Regions from separate parts of the Homo sapiens genome. Here region 1 is linked to region 2. Evidence: chromatin contacts called from ENCODE Hi-C data. All regions are on one chromosome and are shown on one strand. The core of a region is the stretch at or near the end of the contact, and the rest is flanking DNA. Distances in the headings are between cores, read along the strand shown. Region 1 holds the start of RALGAPA2 (Ral GTPase activating protein catalytic subunit alpha 2). Region 2 holds the start of LINC00652 (long intergenic non-protein coding RNA 652).

What was found. A loop is a pair of places that touch in the nucleus more often than their neighbours do. Pooled maps may share reads with other maps.
Region 1: a map of B cell shows a loop between it and region 2 (12-fold over the local background). The contact joins the promoter of RALGAPA2 here to the promoter of LINC00652 in region 2. A Hi-C loop is called at or near these places in 6 of 168 maps with a recorded cell type or tissue (B cell, CD4-positive, alpha-beta T cell, CD4-positive, alpha-beta memory T cell and 2 more) and 15 of 50 pooled maps.

What each region holds. Positions count from the first base shown.
Region 1 is chr20:20,710,806-20,714,118 of GRCh38, reverse strand. RALGAPA2 (Ral GTPase activating protein catalytic subunit alpha 2) reads left to right here and starts at 1,475. Exons shown (of 40, transcript NM_020343.4): 1 at 1,475-1,744. The coding sequence starts at 1,639. RefSeq lists enhancers at 1,015-1,214, 1,039-1,333 and a silencer at 1,325-1,584.
Region 2 is chr20:18,793,080-18,796,013 of GRCh38, reverse strand. It overlaps LINC00652 (long intergenic non-protein coding RNA 652), which reads left to right and starts at 1,430. Exons shown (of 4, transcript NR_026883.1): 1 at 1,430-1,846; 2 at 2,211-2,349. LCDR (lysosome cell death regulator) reads right to left here and starts at 1,965. Exons shown (of 1, transcript NR_026885.1): 1 at 1-1,965. RefSeq lists an enhancer at 1,750-2,289.

The DNA.
Region 1 (3,313 bases), core at 226-2,725, 1.9 Mb before region 2:
AGGGCCGCTCTGCCATCATCTTGAGCATGGGGCTTTCATCTCCGGGTCTGAGAGTGATCCATGTTATTGGGTTTATCAGTAGTCTGTTCTTTTTTATTGCTGAGTAATATTCCTTTGTATGAATGTGTCTATACAAAGGAATATTACACAAATCTAAAAATAGAGAGACGCTCTAAAACTGTGAGTTTATTTATTTATTTTTTCCTTTTCGCCTGCCTGGTTGAAATATGTAGGACTACTTTAGCTTTTTATTGTATTTCATTTAATAAACTTTTATTGAGTGACCCTATGGGCCAAATACTGTGCTGAGGGATGGGGATACAAAGGCGTGTAAATCCTTGTCTCTTCCCTCAAGTTACAGTTCAGCTAGAGGAGAAAAAGACAGTTGTGTTGTCCCAATTTGGATGGAAACCACGTGATTCTACCTTAAGTACTTGCTGAAAAAGCTGAAAGGATGTCAAAACTTGCAGGATTCGGATGCCACTATACAATCCTACAGTGTAAGAAATCTCCTGACCATCTTTCAGCTCAAAGTCTTGCCCCAGGGAATAAGCGCCTGGCTTTAAAAAGTATACAGGCCTGAGTCAGATCCCTCAGGTTCTATTTCTGGTTCTGCTACTGGATCGCCATGTGGCTTGCACAACAGAGAACGCACCCTTCCTACAAAGAGGCAAGATCCCAAGGAGCCCTCTGAGCGAGCGACCTCCATACCCCAAGTGAGGTTGGGTTCCAGGAACCTAGGGGCCGGCTGAACTCCTCACCGGGGCACGCTCTTCCCTAGTGCCAAAGCAACTCATTTTAGTGTGAAATTAGAGCTGCGATTTCGGCACGGTCAGAGGGGCTTCGACTCGCTCCCTTGTGTGAATCCAGAAGCTAAACCTAAAAATAGTTTGCATTTGAAAAGCCTTGACACTTTTCTTACTGAGATTTTTGGGCGTGTGTGGTTCACGTTGCACTAGAGGAAAATGGGGTGGGCGCGCAGGAGGGAGAGTGAAACCACGGGCGATCTAGGCTGCCGGGGCAGGGGACGGACAGAGGCCGCCCTGCGCTTCTGCGACCCTGGAAAAGAGGTCGCAGCGCGTCGCCTGCTGGAGAACTTCATTTCCCAGGAGCACTTGCGGCCCGCGGCAGGGCGGGGCGACGTGCCCAATGCCGGCCCACTGACTCCCATCGTGCCGAAGACCGCCAGCCTGATTGGAGGACTGTCTCGCGGTGCATCTCGGGACTTGTAGTACAACGTGTGCGTGAGAGAAGCTCCTTTGTGATTCGAGGCGCCTTCTCGGCCCTCTGAGCGCGTCCCCGCTAGGTTTTGGCGCGGACGGGCTAGTGTCCCGCCAGGAGAGTTCGGCCTGTGTGCGCGTGCGTAGCGCCCAAGGGGCCGGCCGGCACCTCCCGCGGGGCGGGGCCTTCGGTTCCCCGTCGACACCGCCTTCCTGCCCCGCCCCTCGCCGTGACCGGCCCGCCCCTCCTTCCTGGAGACACAGCTGAGGCGGCGGCGGCGGCGGCGGCGGCGGCAGCAGCGGGGCTGGGGGCGGCGAGTGGCCCGCGCGACACGCGCCGGCCTCGACCCTATGCTTTGATTCGCGTGGCGCAGGCGCCTACTGCCCCGCCGGCGGGGCCCGGGCTTCCTGCCGCGGGATGTTCTCCCGAAGGAGCCACGGGGATGTGAAGAAGTCCACCCAGAAGGTGCTGGACCCGAAGAAGGACGTGCTGACCCGCCTGAAGCACCTGCGGGCGCTGCTGGGTGAGGCGCGCGCCGGGCGCGGGGGTCGGGGCGCCGGGTTAGGGGCACCTGCCGGGAGGGCGCTCCTCTGTGCAGGGGTCGGTGGCTGGGAGGCTGGGGAGGGGGATGGGTGGGCGTCCGACCCCCTTCCCTGGATCTGGGCTTGGACCCCCGGGGCTTTGTTTCCAGAAAGCCGCAGCCTGGCCCTCGGGCACTGCTCCCGTCGCCCTCGAGTTAAACTTAGCCCAGATTCTCGCTGGGCGCCTGCGCTCCCGGAGAACCTGGAGGCCGGGCACAGAGGTACCTGTCCCCTGTCCTCCCAGCAAGTGAACTGGATCCCAAGTGGTCATCACGTGCACACATTGAACTGTCACCTCCCCCTTTCATTTTTAAAATTTTATTTTTGAGTCTGAGACCCTAAGTAGACCGAGACCCCAAGTGAACCCAGCACAGACCTAATTGGGCTCTCATCTCTGTCATCCCCCTTTTAAATTTTATTTTTACTTTTGAGTGTGAGACCCCCATATAGACCGAGATTCCAGGCGATCCCAGCACAGATTTGTCATCTGTCTTCCCATGCTGCTTTTTAAATTTAATTTTTATTTTGGGTCTGGCTGCTTCAGTTTCTTTGTGTCCTTGGTGTGAAGGGGCCTTCTCTTCCTGCTTGGAGAGAGGGGTGGTTTTCTTGGGTTCAGGGAGGCTGCTTCTCCTTTATTACCGGCATGACAGTGATGCTGTCTGCCACCTTCTGGTTTATGGCCTGCCAGGTGGAGGTTCTGAGGAGCTCAGGTGGGCTTGGAGTTGACCTGTGATGAAGCTCGCCCCTGTGGGTGTGAGGTGTCCACAAGGCTTCCTGTCACCTGCTGCATGTGATCTGTAGCTGGTTCGCCTAGGCTATGTTTTGTTTTCTGTATTTTTTTACATCCTAAGTCTTAACTTTTCTTTGGGATGAAAACACCTTTGCTATCTATAGACACACTTACCTGTGTATTTGGTGGCGAAGGAAAGAACACCTTATGTTTCTTCCAGGTGTCTTTTAGTCCCAAAATTCACAAAAATCGCCTAGTGCTAATGTGTCTGTCACTTGAAAGAATATTGCATAAAATGATTTAACGTGTGAAGATTTTAAATAAAGATCTTGTTCATGAGATCAGAAGTTGCTGATTATTTCTATTTATATTCTACCTCTGAGGGGGAGAAGAACCCAAGCCAAACCAAACCACACCTGATTTTGCCAAGTGAAGTTATTCACAATCTCACATACCTTGAGGTTACACTGACTTGTTCAGTTTGAAATGAAATGTAAATTAGTTGCTGTTACAGGGATTCGTTTTCAAGACTTTTGAGAGTGAAGTGTGGAGAGTGAAGTGTGGCGTTCTTGGTAAACTGAATTTTCTACTTCCTGTAGATACCATGCACGCACAGGTTGCACAATACACAGGTTGCATTGTGTGGAGTTCCTGGTAGTGACTGATTAACACCTACTGCAGGGACATTTTTGATAAAGGAGAGTTGAGCTGTGTTTTAAAGCGTTTGATACTTTGAGCCTTTTTCTGTGCTTTAGCGTTTAAATTTTTGTTCTGTCCAGGT
Region 2 (2,934 bases), core at 181-2,680:
ACTCAACTGGCAATATTTTTTTTAATTAGGTAAAATGTACAAGGTGTATCTTCCCACAAATTAATGAAACTGATTTTGAACAAACAAAATTGACACACAGATACATTTTCTAAGTGATGCACTTTTCCAATGATGTCAGCATTACTCAAAACATTTTTTAGAATATAAACATATAATTGATTTTATAATTGCTGTCAGAAACAAAGGCACATTCTTTTACTGTCCCAGAACATTCAAGATGCTTTCAATTTATTACAAGTACCAAAAGCAGCCACAACTCAAATGGCTCAAGCAGTTAAAGGAATTATTCTTTCCCATAAAAGCGGTCCTGAGGTAGGGCTACAGTGGCTGAACTTCTGCTATGATAAGTATTCAGGGGTTTCCCAGGACACAGCATCAATGCTAAAACTGGCAAAATCCCAATGGACTGATCCCTTCAATGGATGACAGGACCCTCTATGGCTGAAAGACTCTAAAGTTCTTAGTTCTTAGCTGTGACAGGACAGAGAACCGACATGTCCCACCTGCAGCCACACCCATCCCCTTATTATTACTAGATCTTATCAAAAGCTGACTTGAAGAGGAAAAAAGGCCAAAAGACTTCTTTTCTTCACCTAACCGCCGATGCCCTCCTTTTGGTTTTATGGTTCCAACCTGACAGCTACTCTGGGCTACAAAGAGCCCCTTCTTGACAGATGACTGCCAGCTGCAGGCTAGATCAGACTGGTCTCTGGAGATTGCACAGATCGTGAACTTGTGCCCTATGTTTCACCTTTTTGCATTTACAGCCTAATTATAATACATTTAAATGTTAAATCTTCACCCCAGAGTGAACACAGGTCATCCGCTTTTGGATATTCTTCATATGTAAGCCCAGTGCGTGTCTCTAACGAGTTTCCTCCATGAATTTTCATAGGCTTCTCCTGTATGCTACAGAATACGTATATCCTACCTCTCCACCTAGCATAAATACCTACCTTTTCTCCTTCAAAGTATGCTTTATGGCCTCAGGTAGAGGCCTGCTTCCTGCCTGCAAGTTGTAACCTCTTAGAAATAGTTATATTTTGTTTATTTTGATTCTTTTCAGTCGACACATGCAAACAGGAACGAGTTGGCTACTTGAGGGTTGGTTCCTTGTGCATCTCAGTGAGTCTTGAAAAACCCCAGATCCGTCCTTCCTTCCTGCCGCATGTCATCCTAAGGCCAGTGTCTGTCAGGGAGGCAAGGCAGCAGCAGTACTTTTGGGAAACATCCAGAATAACATTAAAAAGCCCCTTTTTCCCCACACGTGTCTTTTATCCAGAGGGTCTGTTTTCCACAAGTTCTTCAGTGATTTCTCCCCAGTCTCATTGGCTGGGATTGGCTTTCACGCCTCTTAACAGGATTGACCATGGTTCATCAAGGGTCAACTTGAAAGCTGAACCCTGCCAACTTTCCCTGAATCTCCTGACTATGGTGGAGGAGTGTGGATCCTGGAACTAAACTGAGGTGATAGGGAGGAAAAGAGAGAAATCAACAGTAAACGCTGCACATCCTCTGTCTGGTAAATGTGCATCACTGATTGTATCCAATCTAGATTCAACCAGAGAGACGGAAGCATTAAGAATGACATAGAATATGGAATTTGCTATAGGGATTTGAGCTTCTACATTTGCGGGAAGGAGCGAGTTGAACACTTAGGAACAGCTGTTGCTGCCGTGTCTGGTGGGGGGCCTGAGAGTGGCAGGACAAGCAGCCTGCCCCAGAAGTGGAAGAAACTGAAAGTGGAGTCCTGAGAGCTGAATCTGCCGCAGGCCCGCGGGCCGCCCGGGAATTAGGAAAGTTAGAGGGGATCCACGCCCACAAGGTAAGCCAGCAGATGGGGACAATTCCCCGGGCTGCGACAGTCCCTAATGTCGGGCACCTACCTTTCAAGCCTACGAGACGACAACACTGCGTCACTTCCGCCTCACGAAGCCCGCATCAGGTCACGTGGCGTGTGCTAACCCCGGAAACCTACAGGCAAGGAATTCTGGGAAACGTAGTTCCCGCTTAGCTAGGTTGACATGGTACAAAGCCACATTACCACGCTAAGTGTGGCTTTGATTTTTAGAAACCGCCTCATGCTAAGTCTAGGGAATACAGTGGTTGAATGGGGTGAGCGCTGACCTTTAGCTATTCTGGAGGAACATGTCACTTTCACTTATTTTCTTTCATGTTTTCCCACCCAGTGCTATGGACTCTGATCGCCCAACCAGAGCAAACCCAGAAGGACAACTCTCCAAGCCTTTCAATCACTCCCACTAACCCGTATTGTGGACACACTATTGTGAGGCCTACTAAGGATGTACTGCTGATGACCTTTTGAAGGTAAGTCAAATGCAGTTAATCCTAAGAGGTTGGTTAGCCCCCTGCATCTTACTGAACACAGTAAATCAAAAGCGCTGTGCCCTTGAGACAAATATGATAAATTCCCTCTGCAGTTTTGAAATGTTTATCAATGCTAAACAAGGTAGGGGGATGTGGGGAGCATGAAAACAGAAAGACAAGGTCTGACAGACACATGGGAGAGATGTCTGTTTCAGAGGCTTAGTTCAAGTGGTTACTGTATTTAGGCTATTTAATTTAAAGGTGGTTACTGTATTTACATACACATCAGAGAAGTCCAAAATTTTAAAGTAAAGATCAGTTTGCAAAGATCTTGTCAAATTATTCGTTTTAAAATGAGGACCCTTATAACAACACAGGTACTTGAAAATATTTTGCTAATGAAAGAAGCTGGACACAAAAGATTACACCATGTACAATTTCATTTATATGAAGTTCTAAAACAGGCAAAACTAATCTATGGTGGGAAAAAAATCAGAATAGAGTTCACCTTGGGAGTTGGGGGTAGACTTAACTGGAAAGGGGCCTAAGGACACCTTCAGGGATAATGAGTGTATGCATTTGTCA